2 separate regions of the Mus musculus genome follow, and region 1 is linked to region 2. The links are chromatin loops, found by intact Hi-C in ENCODE. Cell type or tissue: heart. All regions are shown on one strand. Links, peaks and the distances in the headings refer to the core of each region. The heading gives the core; the rest is flanking DNA.

The links. Peaks named below come from ENCODE experiments on the same cell type or tissue, not always from the same donor. Only the 100,000 strongest peaks of a DNase experiment are listed, where the experiment ranks them.
Region 1: it touches region 2 in a loop (2.3-fold over the local background); 2 of 42 quality-filtered maps call a loop at or near these places.

What each region holds. Positions count from the first base shown.
Region 1 is chr9:70,840,656-70,853,286 of GRCm38, reverse strand. All of the region lies in intron 1 of Lipc (lipase, hepatic), which reads left to right. It also overlaps the pseudogene Gm3436. Among named protein-coding and RNA genes, the nearest start is that of Gm32017, 67 kb to the left of the region's middle. In heart, for the core only: CTCF peaks have their summits at 5,647 and 9,791 (motif pointing right); DNase peaks (open chromatin) are centred at 4,789 and 5,406; H3K4me3 peaks cover 724 bases; H3K27ac peaks cover 2,845 bases.
Region 2 is chr9:70,651,034-70,663,664 of GRCm38, reverse strand. It overlaps Mindy2 (MINDY lysine 48 deubiquitinase 2), which reads left to right and starts at 6,491. Exons shown (of 9, transcript NM_172772.2): 1 at 6,491-7,392. The coding sequence starts at 6,619. Gm31872 (a long non-coding RNA gene) reads right to left here and starts at 5,994. Exons shown (of 3, transcript XR_379591.4): 1 at 5,453-5,994; 2 at 468-558. In heart, for the core only: a CTCF peak has its summit at 6,233; DNase peaks (open chromatin) are centred at 5,884, 6,394 and 7,224; H3K4me3 peaks cover 2,434 bases; H3K27ac peaks cover 1,720 bases.

The DNA of each region.
Region 1 (12,631 bases), core at 1,953-9,952, 190 kb before region 2:
CTCCTTGCGGGCACGCTTCCGTTTCTCCTTCTCCAGAACACGCAGGCTGGCGGCTTCCGTCTGAGGGAGCATTGGCCTGCAGCCCCGGCGGGTGACCTTCACCCAGCCCTCCTCGTCAGGGACTCCCTCCTCCTCCTTGGCCTTAGCCTCCTCCTCAGCTATCTTCTTGTCATAGGCCTCCATGAATGCGTCTACTTCCATTCTCAGGGCCTCAGGGTCCAGCACGGAGTCTTCATAGTCGCTGATCCACTTGTGAATTCCGCTCTTCACAAGGTGGCTCTCTGTAGAAACCAGCAATAGGCCCTTCAGGTTCAAGGCGGCCGACACTCCACTTGGCTTCTGGAACACCACATAAGCTACCTGAAAGCCCGGCACCGGCTTGGGATGGAAAAACTGTGACTTTGGCTCCGTGGGGCTCTCGGCAAGGTCGGGCTTCTCCTGCAGCTCCACTGTCTTGATGGTGCCGCAACAGGAGAGGCACCAAAACAGGCTCTCCTGTGTGCAGTACGGGGGCACATTAAGGATAAAAAAGGTTCGATCGGGAGGCCATGTGGACTGGGTGCCTTGGCAAACTCGGTGCTGTCTCATGTAGAGGTAATGAGGAGCCTGCTGCTTTGCCGAGAACTTGACTGGAACAGCTGAATACCCCGGTGGGCTCGGTATGCTCTCCTCGTGGCCGCCAGCCTTCTGTTTCTTCCTGCGAGACACCATCTTGGCCAACTGGGAGCGCAGAGACCCTAGTTTGTTTTCTATCATTGTTGTTTTACTTTTGGTTTTTGAGCCAGGGTGTCACTTTGTTGCCCAGATGAATCTCAGATTTCTTGATTGTGGGATCCTCTTGCCTCAACCTCCTGAATACTAGGACTACAGGCACACAACACTGTCCCAGCCATTTAACCCTGTGCCCTGTTTCTCATGACCTGCAGCAAGTGAATGCAAACTCAGAGGTGCCACTCTGAAACACAATAAGAGACACCTATCCAGACAAAGGACGCGCGTCACTGCAGGAGGCGTGGGAGAGGGTAACCACCCTTCCTCTGACGAACATAGCATAAGAACACTTGTGCCAGCAGCGGACCTCACACACCACAGTGGCAGTGGAGATTGCACTCAAGCCTAGTGACATCATGCACACTACTCACTGTGTGCTGTGTCTGTGGTGCTGCTGGAGTAAACAGACCTGCTGTGATGGCAGTCATAGAGCACCTAGACCCCCCACACTCAATAATGATGATATACGACCCCGTGACTGCTTTGTTTGTTTGCTGAGCCATATTTTTATTGTTCCTAGTATACTTCTATTTATGGGAAAAAAAGTGCTAAAAAACAAAGCCACGTCGAGCAGGCAGAATCTCTCACACTTCCTGTTCACTGGACCTCTTGATTGCATCACTTTTCTTGGTGGGATTTAATCTTAACTTGTTTTGTGCATCATGGCTTTGGGAAAACACACACACATACACACACCATGTAACCTAGGTATATTAGTAGGCTCTACTGCAATCTATGTGTCCAGGAGCTCTGTCCACACTGAAGAATCACCTAATGATGCAGTTGCTCGGTTCATATCCCCGTTGCTAAGCAACACATGAGCTGTACTTCAGTGTACCAGCTCTGGCAGGCCACACCTCATTTCTTCTTCTCAATAGCCACACCTGGGAGATATTATCACTGAATTCATCTGGGGCACGGATAGCTTCAGAGACTCCCCAAGGTCACTGAGCCAGTGACTGAGAGAGTCAACACTAGACCCCAAAGCTCCAGGCTCCACAAATTTCCTCTGCCTTACAGGAAATGGGACAAAATGGAAATTAAGTGGTCATCTGTGACCTGGCATAATTATGATGTATCCTTCAGTCTTCTCCTCTATTCCTTATCTGTTTTCCCTTCCCCCACTGGGGAAAGGAGATTACATAACTAGCTTTCCTAGGCCAGACCCTGCTTCAAAGCAATGGGAGCAATGATTCAATGGGGGAGGGGTCTACCATGGGTGGTCTTCAGGCATCAGAGTAGATGCTGCTCAATAGTGAATGATAAACATCATGGCTCCAGGAGCTGGGTCACAGGCAGGCTCTGGTATGAGAGATAGTGGTCTAGCTGGCAGGACCCATGTATCCAGAAGGACAAGGGCATCACTTCTTTAGTTAAGGATAGATTAGAGACAACAGACAGCCAACATTATATATTGAGTGATTTACAAGTCCAGATCATCTAAAAATCCCACTCCCAGGAAGGCCTCCAGAAACATATTATTCTGGGATGTAGAGAAAGGTTTATGATCCAATGAACGCGGTAATTTGGGCATCCAGGTGGCTGAGGCAGGTGGACCATGAGTTTGGGCCCAGTATAGGCTGCATAGCAAGACAAAACAAGAGGGGATGGGGGTGGGATTACATCAGGGGTTGTTTACATTTGGTCACAATGCTTGTAGCTTAAGCTACTGCAATAGTTACATGGACAGTCCCTGAGGCCTTCAAAAAAAGGTGATGTCAAGAAGTGTCCAAGCCAGTATACATTTCAAAATCAAAATTCTAATCTAAATACATGCACGTACACTGAAGGTCATATAACACATACATCTTTTAGTTTTTAACTGATGTGTGTGTGTGTGTGTGTGTGTGGCTGCATGCATCTATATGCATGTGTGTGCAGGTGACTGAGAAGGCCAGAAGGCATCTTCTGAAACTGGAGTCACAGACAGTTGTAAGCCACCTGATGTGGTTACTGGTATCCCAATCCAGGTCCCCCACAAAAGCAGTAAACACTCTGAGTCCTGGAATTAAGGATGTGCCCACCACACCCTGTACCTTTTAAAAATGGGAAGAAATCATTAATAATGATTTTTCTTGGACCGTGAGATTGAAGATAATTTTTCCCACATTTTTTATTTGATATTTTCTTCATTTACATTTCAAATGCTATCCCAAAAGTCCCCTATAACCTCCCCCGGCCCCGTTCCCTACCCACTCACTCTCACTTCTTGGCCATGGCGTTTCCCTGTACTGGGGCATATAAAGTTTGCTAGACCAAGGGGTCTCTCTTCCCAGTGATGGCTGACTAGGCCATCTTCTGCTACATATGCAGCTAGAGACACGAGCTCTGGGGGTACTGGTTAGTTCACATTGTTGTTCCACCTATAAGGTTGCAGACCCCTTCAGCTCTTGGGTACTTTCTCTAGCTCCTATATTGGGGGCCCTTGTGTCCCATCCTATAGATGACTGTGAGCATCCACTTCTGTATTTGCCAGGCACTGGCAAAGCCTCACAGGAGACAGCTATATCAGGGTCCCTTCAGCAAAATCTTGCTGGCATATGCAATAGTGTCTGCATTTGGTGGCTGATTATGGGATGGACCCCCAAGTGGGGCAGTCTCTGGATGGTCCATCCTTTCATCTTAGCTCCAAACTTTGTCTCTGCAACTCCTTCCATGGATATTTTATTCCGTATCCTAGGGAGGAATGAAGTATCCACGTGTTGGTCTTCTTTCTTGATTTCCTTGTGTTTTAGAAGTTGTATCTTGGGTATTCTAGGTTTCTGGGCTAATATCCACTTATCAGTGAGTGCATATCAAGTGACTTCTTTTGTGATTGGGTTACCTCACTCAGGATGATATCCTCCAGATACATCCATTTGCCCAAGAATTTCATAAATTCATTGTTTTTAATAGCTGAGTAGTACTCCATTGTGTAAATGTACCATATTTTCTGTATCCATTCCTCTTTTGAGGGACATCTGGGTTCTTCCAGCTTCTGGCTATTATAAATAGGGCTGCTATCAACATAGTAGAGCATGTGTCCTTATTACCAGTTGGAACATCTTCTGGGTATATGTCCAGGAGAGGATCTAGCAGTAGTACTATGTCTGAAGATAATTTTGGTTATTTCTCCTTATATTTTAAGGAAGGTTTCTCCCCCATTTTAAAAGTTTTCCACAATAAATCTTTAGTCCTTTTGAAATTAAGGTTTAAAACTAAATGGTTTTTAGTTTTAAGTTTTGCCTTGTTTTATTTGCTTTCTAAAAGAGTCAGAAGCCAGGACACAAGTTAAAAAACAAGCTATGTTAGGAGGGAATGACCAGGGCAAACTGGGTGTGCCAATCTGTTTGGGAATCCCACAGGGATCAAAGCCAGGGAAATGACATCTCTAGGTCCCTATCTTTTAAGGTGACCAGACTTTTTATGGAGTCCCAGACTTGTGGCACCCATCTTAAAGTGGCCTCTTTATGATGTTGGAGACCCAGCTGCAGGAGAAGCATCCTACTCTCTGGCTCTGAGTATATACTGGAGGCCACAAGCAGAGGGAAGAAAGATGAAATCCTGGTCCCTGTCCTTATGGTCAATGTAAGCAAGCTAGGCAGTCTTGACAAGATGACCTGCCACAGTGAGGGTCATTTTATAAACGTGGAACAAACAACACTCCACCTTTCAGCTCCTTTAAGGCAAGCAAAACACCAAAAATTAAATTAAATAGAATAAAAATATGGAGAAAGGGAAACGCAAAGCATCATGGGAAAAGCAAAACTCCCATCTCAAAGGCTGTTCCACTTTCTGCAGCCCCCTGCTACAGAGGAGCGCAATTGTTCATTGGGCACGGACCCAGGTTCCACACACCACACTCAGAATCAAGGAGTTCGTTTAACCAGCACTGAATAGATTACAGTTCCTCTGAAATCCCACATCCCTTTCTGCCAAGAAGCTGTTTTGCAAGCTGACACTCCCTTGATGTGAATCTGTAGCCCGCCCACTTCACTGAGAAAACAATTTTAGATCAACCCTGTTCTAGACACTTGCTCCCAAGGACAAGCTGGCAGAGATTGTGCGGGCTTCAACCTTTCTGAGCTCTTTGATGATCAGAAACGAGGAACAATACTAGAACAAGTGTTATTAATACAAATAGTCTCAACAATCTTCAAAGTGGATCCCGGGCTCCCTAGGAGGCAGGGCTCACTCAGAGCTGGCCTCTTTTGCCCTGACTCCTATTAGATGGCTAACTCCCAGAAGAAGAAAAAAAAAAAAAACAAATAGTCCTCAGAACAATGGAGGGAAGTGCTAAAAACCAAAGGTGAGGAAAGAAAAGGAAAAGGAAGTCGATAAACGGAAAAGAGAACCGAGGACTCAAAAACCAACTGCAGTTAGCATGAGCCTTGTTTGAAAACAAGAAAAGAATAAGGTTCTCTAGCAAAGCAGCCCTCGGAAAGAAACCCCCTTAATTCACTCTCCTAGAGTTAAGAACCCAGAAAGACCCCCAAGGCAGCTGGAGCCTCAGCCTTGGCTCCGCCCACAGCAGCCTCTGCACTGGGATCCTCCCGGAATCCCTACCCTAGGCATAGCTTCATGGCTCTAGGGTGTGGCAGGTGGGGCTTTCTGTTTCCAAACCTCCGAGTCATTTTCTTCTGGGTAAACAAACATCTCCTCTGGCTTTGCCAACCTCACCCTGCCAGAAAGTCATCGTGCTAAATTAGTAGTGTTTCAATCAAGTCTGTGACAAGCTGGTGACAGATTGGGAGAGGGTGAGTGAAGCAATCAGATGTTGTTATGGGAAAGAGGCAGAGGAGAGAAGAATAACAGGGGCTTAGCAAACATGCTTGTCCGAGTGGCCCGGCTACCAGCTGAACACAGAGAGTGTGGCGCCTGTTTGTGGTTGGAACAAGCGGCTTAGCCTTCCGAGCCGCTGCTGCTGTGGACCTGTTAAAGCTGGGTGGCCTCCATTTCGTTGTACTCTAAATAATACAAATTTCAATAAAACAAGTAAGAGGCTGGGTGATAGAGAACGCTTTTAGATCCAGCACCTCGGAGGCAGGGGCAGGTAGATCTCTGAGTTTATGGTCAGTCTGGCCTTACATATCAAGTTCTAGCTCAGCCAGGGCTACATAGTGAGACCCTGTCTCAAACAAAAAAGATAGAAAAAAAAAAGAAAAGAAAAGAAAAAAAAACTAAAACTAAAACAATTATGAGGAGCTTCCACAAAACTGGAAATAGTGTTGATGCTGCAAGAAGTGTTTCCTTGACTTTGGTTAGTTAGTTAGTTAGTTAGTTAGTTAGTTAGTTGAGTTGTTTGTTCATTTGTGAGTTGGTTGGTTGCTTTTTGGTTTTGGTTTCTCTGAGATCAGGTCTTCTGTGGCAAAGACTGGCTTTAAACTCTTAAGTGGCCAAGAATGACCTCGAACTTCTGATCCCCCTGCCTCTTGAGTGCTTTACTTTCACATGTGAGCCACGGTGGCCAGGTTTATGTGCTGCTGGGAATAGAACCCAGGGCTCCATCCATGTTAGGAAGTGCTCTACCAACTGAGCTTCGACCCCGCACTAGAAATGGAGTTTCCTATTGTTTCAACAAGTGTTACATTCTGCTCTAATTTGCCCTCACTTCAAGAACAAGAGAGTAAGACAGAGAGGTAGGAAGGGCAACTATCTGGCTCAGTAAATAAAAGAAGTTAATGGACAAACACGCACTGTGTATTTGTTTCTAAAGTCTCTGTAACGAAATGCAAATTAAAACAGGAAGAAACACTTGAGGCTGCGATGTATGTGTTTGGTGGAACCTAACTATTGAAAGATACAAGTTCTTATGGGTTTCCTATTTTAAAATTTTATTAACTTTATTTTATGTGTGAGTGTGTCTGTGGAGGGCATCCGAAGGTATTAGATTCCGTAGAACTAGAGTGAGCCACTGTGTGGGTGCTGGGAATCAAACCCAGGTCTTCTGAAAGTATAAAAGGTGCTCTTAACTGCAGAGCCATCTTTCTAACCCTTTCTCTTTAAATCTCTCATTCACCCAGCAAATACTGAACACTAGCTATGGTGTCAGGACACACTCATACCTTTAACATGTGCCTCTCTGGGTAGACCTTCATCAGAATCAAACTTTATCGGTGTGAAGTAAAAGTGATCTATATGTACTATATAAATACAGTCCATAAAGGGAAATTCAGAGCCAGATGGGCAATGTACCTTTCTGAGTGTCAAATAGTGGGTTTCTGGGAGAGTCTGAGTGAGGTCTGAATAAGAATGGCGAGGTAGGGTTAAACTGGAAGATATTTTGGAGACAAAAATGAACAGGCGTTGAAAACTGATTCAAAGTTTGACAAGGGAGGAATGGGATCAAGAATACCTGAAGTTTGAGGCTTCGGGTGTCAATCACTAAGCTGAAGAAAGATAGCATGAGGAGGTGGCCCCAAGGGGGAATAAAATATGTCAGGTGCTGTGGGCCCTTTCTGTAGAGCGGCTGGCATTGCTGTAGGCTCGCCAGTATCTCGTCCCTCTCCTTCCCAGTGCTTTTCCACATGCATGTGGCACGTCTATCTTCTTTGTCACCTGTCCGTGCCTTGCTGGCACCAAGCTAGGCTTTAAGAACCAACTCAGCACCGACCAACTTACAGCTGACTCCGCAGCAATGGGGTTTTCTGTGCATCTCTGTTTGAACTTTAAAGATGTTCCTGGGGAGTCTTCCAGCTTTTATTATTTCCTGGGAAATGTTTTCAAGCCCCGGGCAACAAGCAACACAGGACAGCGACCTTGAGAGATGAGAAATAAAGACAAAGCACTCTGATTCTTTTTCAGTTTGCTGCCTGAAGGGGGTTCCCAGCCCACCAGCCTCTCCCTTTGGAGAGAGAGGCAGAGCTTAGAGTTCAGACAGGAGAAAGGCAGCGCTGACAGAGGAAGGAGTTTCAGAGAGGTGCAGAGTGTTCCTGGAGTCTTCAGCCCAGTAGAGATTGGTGAGGAAGCACTGGAATAGATAGACCTGACTATTCACAAGGTTTATCACCTCAGGACCGGGGACCATGAGTCCCAAGCTAAAGCCATTCTGGTCCCACATAACAAAGTTTGAAAGGCTCAAATCATTTCCAAGTAAAGTAACTGTACCCAGAAATAATATTTAGAACATTCAACAATGTCCAAGACCAAGAAGAGAAAATTCAGAGTGTGGTGTCTAAACAGAAATTACATTAAAAAAAAAAAGAAGAAGAAGAAGAAGGCAAAACCCCACAATTAAAAGAAAGGTCAGTCAACTTGAACAACACTAGAAATGATAATAATAACAAAATTGGTGAGCAAGAACATAAAGAGGTTTTGTGTGGTGTTCTTTTGAGATATTATGTAGCATAGGCTAGCCTCAAACTTCTTATGGAGACAAGAATGATCTTGAACTTCTAATACCCCTGCCTCTACCTCCCAAGTTCTGTGTGTGGTTTCATATACCACCGGGCCGACTTTTATGTAGTGCTGGGAGTGGAGTTTAGGGCCTCAGTGGTGTTGGGCAAGTTCTCTACCAACTGAGCAGCAGACCCAAGGCAAGAGTCCCAAGAAGTATGTTCCATCTCTTTGAGATCAAGAACCTGCGGGAAGGAGTGTGGATGCTAAGCAGAAATGTGGGAGCAACTTAAAACACCTAAGTACTGCTCCTAGAAAACAAGACATTGGGCAGGTTAACAACAGACCGGACACAGGAGAAGAGAAGATTGGTGGACCTGCTGCCATCACAGCAGAAAATATCCAGTGAAACACAGAGCAGAATAAACCAACAGCACTGGGAGAAGGCCCAAGAGGCCTTGTGTGTATTAACTAGAAAAGAAAGGGTAGGGACTGAGATATGATTGAAGAAAAGGTGACTGAAATGTCTAAGTATAATAATAATAATAATAATAATAATAATAATAATAATAATAATAAAGAAGGCTACTGAAACCCAAAATCCTTAATGATTCCCGAGCATGGGAAGTAACAAAAAATAAATAAACCAAGTCATAGCACAAGCAAAATGCCTGACAAGACATACACACACACACACACACACACACACACACACACACACACACACATACACACACCACACACACACACACACACATACACACACACCACACACACACACACACACACATACACACACACACATACACACACACATACACACACACACATACACACACACATACACACACACACACACACACACACACACACACACATAAAGCCACATAACATACAGGTAACCCAGAAAAGAATCCCACAGATACATTTTTATTGAGACATTGTGCTGTTTGTTACATATGTGAGAAAATAAATATGGACGCCGTTCCTCCATTTTCGAGACAGTTTTGAACTGTAGAATTGGAGGGCAGCTGACTAAAAAGGGTTAATGCCACCCCTAAAATCAAGTAACTTAAGAACAATTTGGTCCTCTTGAGATTTCCATTAAGATATTGTCCCATGGGTCTGCAATAGTCTTCCATCTAAGGCGAGTTTGTCCCCAGATTCCAAACAGCAATACTTATGCCATTCAATAATGAATGCATTATGACAGCCAACTATCCGAGCCACCTCTATCCATCACTAATTCTCCCTTCAACAACTGTATGGTGTGCACACATGTGTGTGCAGGTGTGCCCACACATGTATGTTCGCACGTGTGTGGAGGCCAGAGGTAAATCTCAGGCGTCTCCCTCCTCTGCTCTCCACTTTAACTTTTGAAACAAGGCCTCTCACTGAACCTGGAGCTCACTGAACCAGGAGCTCACTGATGCTGCTGGACTGGCTACCCAGCAAGCTTCAGGAGTCTCTCTGCTCTCCCAGTGCTGGGTTACAGATGTGTTCCATGGTGCTTAGGTCCTGGGGACTCCAATTCAGGTCCTAATGCTTGTGTGGCACTCGAGCACTTTGCCCACTGAGCCATCGCCTTTCTGCCTCATCTCATTCTTATTACTTACTAAGCAAACTTCCCCAATTATTCTGTTATGTTTATGAGTGTTTGCCTTCGTATATATGTTCACCCCATGCATGCAGGGCCCATGGAAGCCAGAAGAGGGCACTGGACACCTTAAACTGCAGTTTAAGGTAGTGAGTTTCCAAGTGGGTACTGGAAACCAAACCCCAGTCTTCTGCAAAAGCAGCCAGTGCTCTTAATCACTGAGCCATCTCTCCAATTCTCTTCCCTTTCTTTTCTGCCTGTTGGGCACAGCAGGGCTCTTGGTTCTTACAGAGATCTGTCCTCTACACTGCATAGCGCTGCATGCTAAGCTCACCAATGTTCTGTTAGTCTAGTCTTATCAAAACCTCCCATAGCCTCACCTTGAAGGGTATAAAGCCCTGAACCTCTTAAGTAACTAGGCACACACACACACACACACACACACACACAGCAAACCCTTTTACAGGTCTCACAAGAATTTAAATTTAAGGCTAAAAGTTCCAGTGTCAAAAACTGCTGCCTATGGGAATTGTGGGTATTTGAAGCTCTGCCTACAGTTCAGGAAACACCCTTTGTGGGTGAGCTCCCTTCCCACACAGATGGAAGAGTGAGGATATAACCCTGGAAGTAGCGCATAGGGAAGTGGAAATGCGACTGGAAGGATCCTTCCACTGCCGTTACACACAGTCCACCCAGGCACTGTTTTCTGTCAAATCTCATGAAATAAGGATATAGAAGGCAGCCCTAAGAGATCCGGACAGGAAGCCTGCAGGCTTAGTGACAAGCACCTCAGCGCCCAGCAACAGAAGAGGAGGAGGAGGAGGAGGAGGAGGAGGAGGAGGAGGAGGAGGAGGAGGAGGAGGAAACAGACCTGCAGAGACTGGATAACTCAAATGAGGTCAGATGACTAGCTAGTGGCAAGTGAGTCCTGAGCCCAGGTCTTCTAACTCCAGGATGAAAGTACCTTCATTATGCCTGCCTCTTCTCTTTTGGCATCAGGAAAAGAAACAGACACCAACTTCCTGATGATGACTCATGCTCAGGGTTTCCCAACAACAATGTTACTGAGATGCGAGGCTGCATCACTCTTTAGTGGAAGGGGAGGCCTGTTCTTAGCATGACCTCAGACCTCTGCCCACTAGAAGCAAATAGCACTCCACATGCCCCCACCCCTAAGTGTTTAACAACTGAAAAGTACTTCCAGAAATAGCTGGCATGTGGCTCAGTGGGTAGAGTGCTTGCCTAGCATGAACAAAGCACTGGGCTCTAGCTCCAGCGCTGTATAAATAGGGCGTGTTCTTGCAAACCTGTAATCCAACACTCTAAGGTAGATAGATGCAGGAGGATTAGAAGTTGATGGTTACCTTCTGCTATATAGCAAGTTTGAAGCCAGACTGAGAAACTCAAAACCCTGTCTCCAAAATAATAATATTAATTTTTAAGTCCTCAGATAATGCTATGAAAGCAACCAGGATAGTAAGGAAGAAACAAACGCCCCCATCTGGGTGAAACTGGTTTGAGTGTGAGCTCCTGTTCTGGAGATGATTCTAGTTCATTTGGAGGTTAATGATGGGGCAGAGCAGACAGGAAGTGAGTCGTTAAAGGAACCTCACTGCCAGGCATAGGAAGGTTGATTCCAGAGAATGCTGTCCAGGAATCTGAGAGAGCACAGTGAAGAGGTTGGCTCTGTTGTACAAAGGAACAAAGTCAGAAAAGGAACTTGTCTTTTTGCCACCAGTCTGGGCCCAGGGAACTCAGCAGCAGGAAAGGAAGAAATGTAAAGCCCAGGCCATGATCTAAAAAGCCCTCTCTTTTCAGCCCATCTCTCAGCCTGCTCCATCTATGACTGCTGCACCCACCGCCCCACCCTAGCCACTCTGAAGGTGTTGGTGCCGGAAGGCAGCCTAGGACTCACCAATGCGGCAAGGTTCAGGCTGTATACATACAACATCTTACATGAGCATCACAAGGTGTTGGGTAAAACAGCCAGACACAAAAGACCTACTGTGTGACTCTATTGACACAAAGTTGAAGAACAGAAGAAACACATTCCCATTGATAGGAGGAAGTGGTGGTTTTGGGTGCTGGTATTGCTAGAGACGACTGAGGGCATCCTCTGGGTATGGAGACCTCTGTCGCGATCCTGAAGGAGGCTTGTGAATGGGTAGAAATCCACAGAGCTATACATTTAGGATGGTCATACCTTCCTGTATGTTTCTATAAATAAGCTCTATCCCCTTAAAAATGAATGTTGACTCTGGAACCAAGTGGGTGTGGATTCCAGCCCTGCAGGTGATTCTGGCTAAGTCAGAATTTTTCTAAGAGGCTAGATGACCAGGGCAGTCCAGACAGGAAGTGCACAGTGAGTACAAATAGCGCTGTACTTAAAGGAACCACAGACACTGCCAGACACAGGACACAGTGTCTGTGTGAGGCACAGGATGTCTTAACGTAGGCTCCTCTGTTGCCCCAGGCACTGAGACAGGCCTGACAGCCATTAGCCTCTCTCTCCTCTACTTTCTCTGGCTTTGGGAGCCGTGCTCAGGCGCCACCTCTATTTGCCGAGTTCTTTATCAGTGGATAGAATATTTACAGAGTACAGCAGTGTTGATTACACAGTTCATTTTACTGGAGACTGGGGGATTGCACTGTCTCCTCCTGAGTTATTCTTGGCACGGCAGCATTTGCTCCCAGTATGCATTTCTTTACATCTGAAGTTCTCTCTCTCTCTCTCTCTCTCTCACCTCAGTGACACAGAGCAGATAGACTTCATGCTGTCTTCACCGTCGCTAGCCCCTTGATCTCTTTTATTCTTCTCTTTAGAAACTGGTTGATTCTGAAACAAACAAGCAGGAGTATGGATTCTAGCTCCAGCATCCCCTAACAGAGTTGGTAGACGTGTGTTTCACCTTTGCACATCCCTGTTCAGGGCAGGCTGTGGGTTTTGTT
Region 2 (12,631 bases), core at 1,701-9,700:
CCACACGATGGCTCACAACTGCCTGTAACTCCCTTCTGGGGATCGAATCCCTTTTTCTGACCTCAGCAGTGACTAGGCACATACTCAGTGCTCATACATACATATAAGCAAAACACTCATATACATAAAATAAAAATAAATGAATCTTCCCCTCTCTCACTTTCTTTCTTCCCTGTTTGCTTGCTTCTCAAGACATGGTTTCTCTGTGTAGCCTTGGCTGTCCTAGAACTTACTTACTCTTTAGACCAGACTAACCTTGAACTCAAAGATCCACCTACCTCTGCCTCCCAAGTGCTGGGAATTAAAGGCATGCACCACTGCTAACCTGCAAGTATCCACATAGGATTTTCAAAAACTGATGAAAAGCCATTCTTTGACAAGCATGTCCCATTATTTTTGGCACTACTGTATGCTATGCTGGCTTACAAATCATTTAGTCATTCACCCAGTTTAATCATATAATTCACCTTTGCAGGTTTCCTTTTAGATCTAAGGAACCACACACGGTCTGAATTCTCTGACATCAGTGATAGTCTCAGCACCTCGTGACGTTCACTGCTGTAAAGCAACCAAATCCAGAAGCACATTCTTAATTGTTTAATGTCTCTAACTTTTTAAGAAAAAAAGCTCCACCTGAAAGCTCTAGAACAAAAAGAAGCAAATTCACCCAAGAGGGGTAGATGGCAGGAAATAATCAAACTCAGGGCTGAAATCAACCAAGTGGAAACAAAAAGAACTATACAAAGAATCAACCAAACCAGGAGCTGGTTCCTTGAGAAAATCAACAAAATAGATAAACCCTTAGCCAGGCTAACTAGAGGACACAGGAACAGTATCCTAATTAACAAAATCAGAAATGAAAAGGGAGATATAACAACAGAATCTGAGGAAATCCAAAAAATCATCAGATCCTACTACAAAAGCCTATACTCAACAAAACTGGAAAATCTGGATGAAATGGACAATATTCTAGACAGATACCAGGTACCAAAGTTAAATCAGGATCAGATAAATGATCTAAACAGTCCTATATCCCCTAAAGAAATAGAAACAGTCATTAATAGTTTCCAAAAAAAAAAAAAAAAAAAAAAAAAACCTCAGGCCCAGATGGGTTTAGTGCAGAGTTCTATCAGACCTTCAAAGAAGACCTAATACCAATTCTCCTCAAACTATTCCACAAGATAGAAACAGAAGGTACTCTACCCAACTCATTCTATGAAGCCACAATTACTCTGATACCTAAACCACATAAAGACCCAACAAAGAAAGCGAACTTCAGACCAATATCCCTTATGAATATCGATGCAAAAATACTCCATAAAATTTTTACAAACCGAATCCAAGAATACATCAAAATAATCATCCATCACGATCAAATAGGCTTCATCCCAGGGATGCAGGGATGATTTATTATACAGAAATCCATCAATGTAATCCACTATAAAAGCAAACTCAAAGAAAAAAACACATTATCATCTCATTAGATGCTGAGAAAGCATTTGACAAAATCCAACACCTCTTCATGATAAATGTCTTGGAAAGATCAGGAATTCAAGGCCCATACCTAAACATAGTAAAAGCAATATACAGCAAACCAGTAGCCAACATCAAACTAAATGGAGAAAAATTTGAAGCAATCCCACTAAAATCAGGGACTAGACAAGGCTGCCCACTCTCTCCCTACCTATTCAATATAGTACTTGAAGTCCTAGTCAGAGCAATTAGACAACAAAAGAAGATCAGAGGGATACAAATTGGAAAGGAAGAAGCGAAAATATTACTATTTTCAGATGATATGATAGTATATATAAGTGACCCCAAAAATTCCACCAGAGAACTCCAAAACCTGATAAACAACTTCAGCGAAGTAGCTGGATATGAAATTAATTCAAATAAATCAGTGGTTTTTCTCTACACAAAGGATAAAGAGGCTGAGAGAGAAATTAGGGAAACAATACCCTTCACAATAGTCACAAATAATATAAAATACCTTGGTGTGACTCTAACTAAGCAAGTGAAATATCTGTATGATAAGAACTTCAAGGCTCTGAAGAAAGAAATCAAAGAAGATCTCAGAAGATGGAAAAAATCTCCCATGCTCATGGATTGGCAGGATTAATATAGTAAAAATGGCCATCTTACCAAAAGCAACCTACAGATTCAATGCAATTCCCATCAAAATTCCAACTCAATTCTTCACAAGAGTTAGAAAGGGCATTTGCAAATTCATCTGGAAAAACAAAAAAACCTAGGATAGCAAAAAGTATTCTCAACAATAAAAGAACTTCTGGTGGAATCACCATCCCTGACCTCAAGCTGTATTACAGAGCAATTGTGATAAAAACTGCATGGTACTGGTTCAGTGACAGATAGGTAGATCAATGGAATAGAATTGAAGACCCAGAAATGAACCCACACACCTATGGTCACTTAATCTTTGGAAAAGGAGGTAAAGCCAGGCATGGTGGCACACTCCTTTAATCCCAGCACTCAGGAGGCAGAGGCAGGTGGATTTCTGAGTTCGAGGCCAGCCTGGTCTACAGAGTGAGTTCCAGGACAGCCAGGGCTACACAGAGAAACCCTGTTTCGAAAAACAAAAACGAGAGAGATAGAGAGAGAGAGAGAGAGAGAGAGAGAGAGAGAGAGAGAGAGAGGAGCATTGTCAATAAATGGTGCTGACTCAACTGGAGGTTAGCATGTAGAAGAATGAACGTTTTTATCTCCATTCTTATCTCCTTGTACAAAGCTAACTCCAAGTGGATCAAGGACCTCCACACTGAAACCAGAGACACTGAAACTTATAGAGGAGACAGTGGGAAAGAGCCTTGAACATATGGGCACAGAGGGAAAATTCCACAGAACACAAATGGCTTCTGCTGTAAGATCAAGAATTGACAAGTGGAACCTCATAAAATTGCAAAGCTTCTGTAAGGCCAAGGACACTGTCAATAGGACAAAAAGGCAACCAACAGAATGGGAAAAGATCTTTACCAATCCTACATCTGATAGAGGGCTAATATCCAATATATACAAAGAACTCAAGAAGTTAGGCTCCAGAGAACCAAATAACCCTATTAAAATGGGGTACAGAGCTAAACAAAGAATTTTCAACTGAGGAATATCGAATGGCTGAGAAGCACCTAAAAAAATGTTCAACATCCTTATTCATCAGGGAAATGCAAATTAAAACAACCCTGAGATTCCACCTCACATCAGTCAGAATGGCTAAGATCAAAAACTCAGGTGACAGCAGATGCTGGTGAGGATGTGGAGAAAGAGGAACATGCCTCCATTGCTGGTGGGATTGCAAGCTGGTACAACCACTCTGGAAATCAGTCTGGTGGCTCCTCAGAAAATTGGACATAGTACTACCAGAAGATCCAGCAATACCATTTCTGGGCATATACCCAGAAGATGCTCCAACATGTAATAAGGACACATGCTCCACTATGTTTATAGCAGCCTTATTTATAATAGCCAGAAGCTGGAAAGAACCCAGATGTCCCTCAACAGAGGAATGGACACAGAAAATGTGGTACATTTACACAATGGAGTACTACACAGCTATTAAAAGCAATGAATTTATGAAATTCTTAGGCAAATGGATGGATCTGGAGGATATCATCCTGAGTGAGGTAACCTAATCACAAAAGAACACACATGATGGTCACTCACTGATAAGTGGATTTAGCCCAAAAGCTTGGAATACCCAAGATACAGTTTGCAAAACACATGAAACTCAAGAAGGAAGACCAAAGTTGGATACTTCATTCCTTCTTAGAAGGGGGAACAAAATACCCATGGAAGGAGTTACAGAGACAAAGTCTGGAGAAGAGACTGAAAGAATGACCATCCAGAGACTGCCCCATCTGGGGATCCTTCCCATATACAACCACCAAATCCAAACACTATTGTGGATGCCAACAAGTGCTTGCTGACAGGAGCTGTCTCCTGAGAGGCTCTGCCAGTGACTGACAAATACAGAAGTGGATGCTCACAGGATCCCCAATGAAGGAGCTAGAGAAAGGACCCAAGGAGCTGAAGGGGTTTGTAGACCCATAGGAGGAACGATAATATGAACTAACCAGTACCCCCAGAGCTCCCTGGGACTAAACCACCAACCAAAGAAAACACATGGTGGGACTCATGGCTCCAGCTGCATATGTATCAGAGGATGGCCTAGTCAGTCATCAATGGGAGGAGAGGCCCTTGGTCCTGTGAAGGTTCTATGCCCCAGTATAGGGGAATGCCAGGGCCAGGAAGCAGGAGTGGGTGGGTTGGTGAGCAAGGGGAGGAGAGAGGGGATATGGGGTTTTCGGAGGGGAAACCAGGAAAGGAGATAACATTTGAAATGGAAATAAATAAAATATCTAATAAAAAAAGAAAAAGAAAAATCTCAATGGTGATGGCAGGAATTATTGCTTATGGATCAACATGAACTCCAAAATTCAACACTCAGAAAAAACTTTCCATTATCTTTTCTAACTTTTCCAGTTTTCAGGAATTGCCGATCTTGCTTGGCATGGTGGCACATGCCCTTAATTCTAGCACTTGGGAAGCAGAGGCAAGCAATTTTCTGAAAGTTTGAGTCCAGCCTGGCCTACATAACAACTTTCAGGCTAGCTACACTACATAGTGAGACCCAACCTCAATTGAAAGAAAGAAAGAAAGAAAGAAAGAAAGAAAGAAAGAAAGAAAGAAAGAGAGAGAGAGAGAGAGAGAGAGAGAGAGAGAGAGAGAAAGAAAGGGAGGAAGAAAGAAAGAAAGAAAGAAAGAAAGAAAGAAAGAAAGGAAGGAAGGAAGGAAGGAAGGAAGGAAGGAAGAAAGAAAGAAAGAAAGAAAGAAAGAAAGAAAGAAAGAAAGAAAGGAAGATAACTTCCAGTCTTAAAAACACAGCGTTCACATCTATAATCTCAAAATTGGAGTGGGAGAAAAAGTACAAGAGGATTGCTGTGAATTCCAGGTCAGTTAGTCTAAGACACAGGGTGAGACTCTCAAATTGGAAGAGAGGCAGAGCCAGCCAGGGCTACAAATTGAGACTCTGTCTCAAAAAACAAAAGTGAAATAAGATAAGCAAAGTAGTAGAGGGCTCTGTAGAGTGTTTGTCATACATGAATTGAGCCCCAGCCCTAAAAAAAAAAAAAAAAAAAAAAAAAAAAAAAAAAAAAGGAAAGGGGGGGGAAGAAAAGAAAGGAAGGGAGGAGAGAGTTGGAGGTGGGAAGAAAGAGGGAGAAGTCGAAGAGAGTGCCGAGAAAGAGATCATCATTTCTGAGAAGATAATAGTGATATTTTTAGTGTGAAACACAGTATTCAGTAACATGCTTGGTGCTAACACATGAATGAGCAAAATAATGCATTAATTTGTCTACTTTTCTAACCAGTAGCAGGACAGAAGTGTAACAATCCATGATGCACCATATATTTGTATACCTGATACTAAAGGAAGACCCACCTGTCTTGTTCATTTTTATATTCTCAGACAACTTTGAAGAGGGAAGGGTCCAGGAAAAAAAAAAAAAACAAAAAAAACAAAAAACCAAAAAACAAAAAAACCAAAAAAAAAAAAAAAAAAACACCCCACTTTTCCAGAGCAGGTTAGATGATCTATATCCACTCTTGCCAATAAATAAGTAAGTAAATAAATAGAAAAAAAAAGTTGCAGGCAACTCTGTCCATCCTCTATGCAGATGTCAAGCCCTGATGAGAAGTCAATTCTAATTTTAAAAGTCATTTTTTCGGGAAGCAGAAGCTTCCCACTCTGTGCAAAGAGAAGCCAAGTGAACAGAACCGCAAAGACTTGGCTTGCTTCAAACGCAAACTGATTTATTATTATTGGACCAAATTTACCCTCTCGCCTGGGGCGTAGGCCAATATCCACAACCTCATTGAACCTCCGGCAAGGCAAACCAGTAGCTGGTTGGGAGCGCAGCGATTCTCAGCCAAAACCCAGGGAGAGTTGTCCCTGTACTGCGCAGTCTTCCAAAAGCCTCCAACAGAACTCGCCTTTCAAATTTGCATTTCCTAAGAAATGCTTCCAATTCTCAACATTAAAAGCTAAAAAAAAAAAAAAAGAAAAGAAAAAGCCAGCTCTCCCGAGGCCTTCAGGGAATGGCTGTCTTCCAATGCTACTACCACTTTCGGGGTCCACCAGGCTCAAGCCCAAAGTAGACCACACTCCCTACAAGCCTCAGCCACTGCCTTTAAAGTAACCGCGCGCAGCGGGGATGCCCCGGAGTTCAACTTCCGGCAGCACACACAAGATTATTTTCCTAGTGGCGCTGCGGCTCTCCGAGCCGCGCCCCTGACCACGCCCTCAGCCACGCCCCTGGCCTCGCTCTGCCTTCCCTAGCCTGAACGCGCGGGAGGGGCGTGGCCTCGGGGGAGAAGCGCTCCCCGAGTGGGTCCGGGCGCTTCAACGAGCGCAGTCACGCGGAGGCACGCTCCGAGCGGGCGGGCGGGGGCACGCGCGCGCGCTCCCGCCGCCCTCTACGGTGACGTGCCTGGCCGAGGCCGCGCTAGGGCGCTGGAGCTGCTACAGAGCGGCTGTCATGGCGTCGGAGGCGCTTGCTGAGGAGAGCCGGCCGCGGTGTCTATAGGACCAGGGGCGGGCGGCCGGGGATGGAGAACAGCCCTGACAGCCCACAGCCTCTGGAACTAGGGGTGGCGGCCGGGCGAGTGTCGCCGCCGGAAGGGCGACGGCGCGGCGGGCGCGAGGCTGAGGATGGTCCCGCTGGACGCGCGGTGGACAGCGGCGGGCAGGGGGCGGCGGCGGCGGCAGCGCGGAGCAGCCTCGGGGACCCGACGTCCCCCTCGCAGCTCGGATGCGGCGCGGGCTCGGACTTGAAGGACGGCGCGTCGTCGAGCCCTGCCGCCTCGGAGGTGCCTTCAAGAGGGCAGCACAAGGTGACCGCCTCCCCGGAGCTGGCCGAGGCCGCGGCGGGCCGAGGGTCGGGGCCAGTGGGCGACACGGGCACCTGCAGGGTGGAGCAGGCGGCGGAAGAGCCCAGCAGCACCGGCGCCCCGAGCAGCAGCTGCAGCGAGCCGAGCCCCCCTGGGGACTCGCCCAGCTTGGACTCCCTGGAGTCTTTCTCCAACCTGCATTCTTTCCCCAGTAGCTCTGAGTTCAATAGTGAGGAGGGAGCAGAGACCAGGGTCCCCGAGGACGTGGAGGAGGGCGCGGCGGGGCCGCCCAGGGCTGCACCTCTATGCAAAGAGGAGGAGGAGGACCCGGCTCAGGTGCTAGCGGCCTCCAAAGAACGCTTTCCCGGACAGTCGGTGTATCACATCAAATGGATCCAGTGGAAAGAGGAGAACACGCCCATCATCACCCAGAATGAGAATGGACCCTGCCCTTTGCTGGCCATCCTCAATGTTTTGCTTCTCGCCTGGAAGGTACACTCTGCAGCTTTCTACTTCCTACAGCTTGTGGGGTGGGGAGGGGCAAAATGGGGTGAGGAAACTGCTGTTTGTCAGCTGATGGCTTCCTTCCATTCATCAGACTCCTCCTTTTTTTTTTTTTTTTTTTTTGAGACAAGGTTTGTCTGTGTAGCTTAAACTGTCCTCGAACAGTTTAAGATCTTAATGCTACAGCCTCTAGAGTGCTAGGTTTACAGACATGCACCCCTATATCTAACAGTCTCTTATTACATGAAATTAATTCCAGGATTTCTTTATTGAAAGATTATTCATGTGGCAACATGTCAGGAAGAATTGCCCCCAACTTAAGGTCTTTTTTGTATTAAAAATTCAACATTCGGTTAAAGGTTGTAACTGATGGTTTACCTATAAACAAGCAGAATCCAGAGCACCCTGCACTTACATCTTCTGAGTATTTTTAGCTATATTTGCCTATATTATTCCTTACTGACATTATTACATATGCAAAACAGTGAAAATTGGAAACAGTGATTGATCTTCAGTTACTATCAATCTTATATTATGGAGTAAGTTTTAATGATTTTATCTGCGTGTTTTCTGGAAAAGGCTGTTTGTCCCACTGTGGTGTGGATGCATGAAAGAACAGTGATGGGAAAGATACAACTTTTTAGACAAATTCCATTTAAGGAAAAGCATTGGTCTGAGCCTACTTACCATAAATTACTTGTTTCCAAAGACAGTATTTTCATCTTGTGTATGATTTTTTGTTTTTGTTTTTACTTTCCTTGTTTCTTTGACTCTACTTCAAAGGTTTGGCATTTTTACTAGTAACTGTACATTAGAATGTTTGTTAAGGAAGCTAAAACTATTAACAACTAAAATAAGGAATGATAAATCTAAGGTCTTGGAGAACAGGAAGGGAAGGGCAAGTGTATTGAGGCCTCAGAATATAGTGTCATATTTAAGCTTGCAGTATCTGGGTTTTGAGAGGATGCATCTCAGCACCTGTTTTCAAATTGATGATTCCACTTATAGTTAAAATGCTCCCTAGAAGAAGAATAGTTTGAATTATGCTAACCAGTTATGAAGAACTATGATGGATAGTGAGGGAGAGATTCCAACACCAAATCTTGCAGCACTAAGTTGGGTATCCGGGGCTCCTGATGGAATCATCTGGGTTCCAGTCATCTGGATTAGTCTGTTAAGAAGTAAGCATGCATGCTAATGAGTTGGAAGATTATTTTGATTAACCTCTGCTTAAAGCATTCGAGGGCTTTTCTAGCAGAGAGTTCCAAACTTTTCCACATTCTTCCCACAAACCAGTTCAAGATGTCTAAGAGTTACATTGTCAGGTTTATCATTGCAAAGGCTCCATTCCTGAGTACCAGTTTTCTGGCATAGTTACTTTTCTCAGTGCTGTAACAAAATACCTGACAAAAGCAACTTAAGGTAGGGTTTATTTTCGCTCACAGTTTGAGGGTACAGACCATTAGTCGGGGAAGCCATGGAAGCTGGCACTTGAGACCACTGGTCACATTGCATTCATAGTCAGGGAGCAGAGAGACGACTGCTCAGTTTGATTCCTCCTTTTTATTTAGTCCAAGCCTGCAGCCCATGGAATGGTGCCACCCACATTCACAGTAGGCGGAGCAGTCACCATGGCCTGGATTACTTTGAGGATATATGAGCCTTGAATTGACTCTGAAAGGCAGATCCCAATTGTGTGACCACATGTTTGGGTTCTGGCTTTGTGGAAGACATTATACATGCAAAGACAGTAGAGTGCATCAGCCCTTCAGTAGCTCAGTATATGGTAAAGAGGCAGACATAAGGAGTAATTGTAGAGCGACATGAACAGGGCTCATAGTCTAAGGAAGTAAAAAATTATGTGGTGGTTGGGGGGGGGGCTGGGGATGGGGATCTCAGGGGAAGGCTTCAGAGATGAGAAAGGCAATCAGCTCTGAAGATAGAATGAGATGAGGCCTCTGAACAAAAGGGTGCATTTGAAGAAAGATCAGAGAGAGCTTGAAATGCAGTGGAGAGGAGAAAGAAAGGGTCATAACAAGAAGTAAATTTGATGGGTTTGGTTTGTCTGTGAAAAGTATCCACACTAATGAATTTGAAGATTATCTTGAAATCTGTGGTTCCCAGTCCCTTTTCTGCCTGTAGGCTATTTATGCCAACAAAAATCAGTCATCATTAATGATTGATAGGGTGATGAACGAGATAAGCAATGTCAGGTAGTATTCTCAAGGTGAGCCGGGTTTTCTGGAGGTCAAAACTGTTTTCCTAATAATACAAAAATGTTATTTGCCTTTTGGAAGTCAAAAGAGATTTCCAGGTTCTTTGATGGATGAGTGATGATTGAGGTTAAAAAGGAGAACAGAAGGGCATCTGCTATACACAACACATAGAAAGAAAGATTTGTCAGGTTATAATGTCTAAGAACTAGCTTCTGTGTGTGCATATGCATGTGTGTGTGTGTGTGTGTGTGTGAGCACACTCGCTTGCTCGCTCACTAGCACTCACTCATTCATGCATGTGTGTAGTGAGTGCACAAGCCCTCACCTATGTAGGTATGGAGACCAGAGGTCGGGGTTTTTTCTGTATTACTCTCATTGTTTCTTGTTTGAGGATTTTTGGAGACAGGGTCTCTCAATTGAACTTGTTCTTTCGGTTAGACTGGCTGGCCAGTCAGCCCTGGATTTTCCTGTTCTACTTCTCCACCCCTCAGTTCTGAGGTTACAGAAGCATGACACTGCAACCCAGTTTTGACATGGGTGCTGGGGACCTAAACTCAGGTGCACTGTTTCCACTAAGCCATTGGCCCAGCCCCAAGTTTCTTCATTTTTCAAGTTACTTTTCATAATTAGCATATACTGTACAAAATAATGAGTCTCACTATGACATTTGCATACATGCAAAATAATGTATTTTGATCATATTCATCTTTTCACATGATATAAATTATATAGAAAATGGATTTGATTATAACATTTTTGTTTTGTTTTTGAGACAGTCTCATATCACAGGCTGGGCTCCAGCTTACTGTGCAGCTGGTTTTTTTAAACTTCTGATTCTCCTGCCTCAACCTCCCAAGTACTAGAATTATAAGCATATGCCACCATTCTCAGCTTGTGTGATTCTAGGGTTTGTGATTCTAGGGTTAAGCAGGACTTCATGTATGCTAGGCAGGCACCTGTCAACTGAGCTACATCTTCAGCCCTTATTTTTCAAACATGTTTGTAGTGTGCTTTGATCATCCTCACCTGATTCTAAGGGCTACCTTCTTCTTCTCAGTGTGCAAGCGTACTTTGCCTGCATGTGTATCTGTGTACTACATGCATACCTAGGAAGCTAGAAAGGGGTACCAGAGGTCCTGGAACTGGAGTTATTGGCAGATGTGAGGCACCTGTGTGTGCTTAGTATTGTATCTAGGTCCTCAGGAAGAGTAGCCAGTGTTCTTAACCGCTGAGTTGTCTCTCTACACTTGAGGGTTGGTTTCCTGGTTTACAAAGAGAGCTTATAAATGAGCAAGAGAAAAGCTAAGCAATGTCATGACAAAAGGAGGAAAAATCAACAGCAAGAAACTTAAAGTTGAAATGGACATTTCCTGTTTTATCACCTTGAAGTCAAGTTCCATGTGTGTGAGCATCTTTCCATCAGTGACTGTTTGCTATGGCTCTCCCTCCCTTTTTATGCCATCTCTTGGAAGTCCCATGTGTTTTCCACAAATACCCCGTTCCTTTCTGACTTACTCTGCCCCATCCCACTCCAAACCTGTAGAAGAACTACAGTCTCACTAATTTTTTTCATGCTCTCTTTTCCTCAAGTAAGCATAAAACTCTTTTGAGGTTTTCCAAGTGTGTTTATTGCTTATAAAAAGGGAAAAACAGATGGTGAGCCAAAGATTCTATCTGAGCCTCTGCCTACTCTGTTTTAAATATAGATCTTGTAAAAAGAAATTAAAACCTTCACACAGTGGTGGGACCTCATTTACATGAAAGGTTCGAGGGGTGGTTCTGGGGCTTCCTTTCCCAGTTCCTCCCAAAAATTAGAAGGAATATATGTCTCTGGACTTGTGAGTAAAGCAGATGAGAGCAGTATGGCCCTGCCCGGGTGATGCCTGATGTCAGGGATGACTGCGCCCATCTCCTCTGCTCTGATAGTGTTCTGTCAATGAACAAGCCTTCCTTTCCCTTTTCCTTGCATGCCTGTGCAGGGCCGAGTAAAGGACATTTGACTTTTAAATGCATTTGGTACCCACAAACTAGGCCTTCGAATATAGTAACTTTTTGTTTCTACTTTTGTTTTGGTTTTGTTTGTTTGTTTTAAAATGGGGTATTGCTATTTGAACTCTCAATTCTCTGTATTCAGCCTCTTGAGTGCTGGAATTAACAGGTGCACAGCAGCATACCTGGCTTAAAGGCAACTTTGATATTGTCCCACTTTTTAAAAAATAAGATACTTCCATGTATCTTTTCTGTTTGGAGGGGATGCTGCTTTTCATGTATGTATGCATGTGTAACACATGTATGCCTGGTGCTGGTTATGGCCAGAAGATGGCCTCAGAGTTCTTGGAACTGGACTTACATATGGTTGTGAGTGCTGGGAATGGAATTCAAGTAAGTGCCCTTAGCCGCTGAGACACCTCTTTAGCCACTTTACTTTCTGCTTTTTAACAATTATTTTTATTTTATGTGTATGATTGTTTTGTCTATATGTCTGTCTTTGTACCATGTGTGTGCCTGTACCTTCAAAGTCCAGAAAGCATCAGATCCTCTGGGATTAGAGTTATAGTTGGTTGTAAACTGTCATGTGGGTCCTGGAAATCAAACTTGGGTCCTATGAAGGACCAGTGATCTGGAGCCACTAAACTATCTTTCCAGTTCATTATTTTTCACTTTTAATTGGTTAAATTGTTTTCTCCTTTGGTTTGGTTTTGTGACAGGCTTCAGATTCACTCTGTACCTAAGGTTGACCCTGATCTGAAAAGGCCAGATCAAACAAACAAAAAAAACAACAACAACAAAAAGGTGTTGAGTAACTATTCTGGAGCCAAAAATGAGTGGCCCTGGCTTGGGAAAACAGATTTAGATTACCTCAAATCCCATGCTCAGATGTGGTAACAGTTTCATGAAATTGTTGGCGCAGCAGAACAGAGACTGTTGCAAATACATTGGTGGAAACATACAGTGAGTTATAGAAAGTGAGGGAGCAAGGGAAGTTGAAGGAACCAAGTTATATGTCTCAG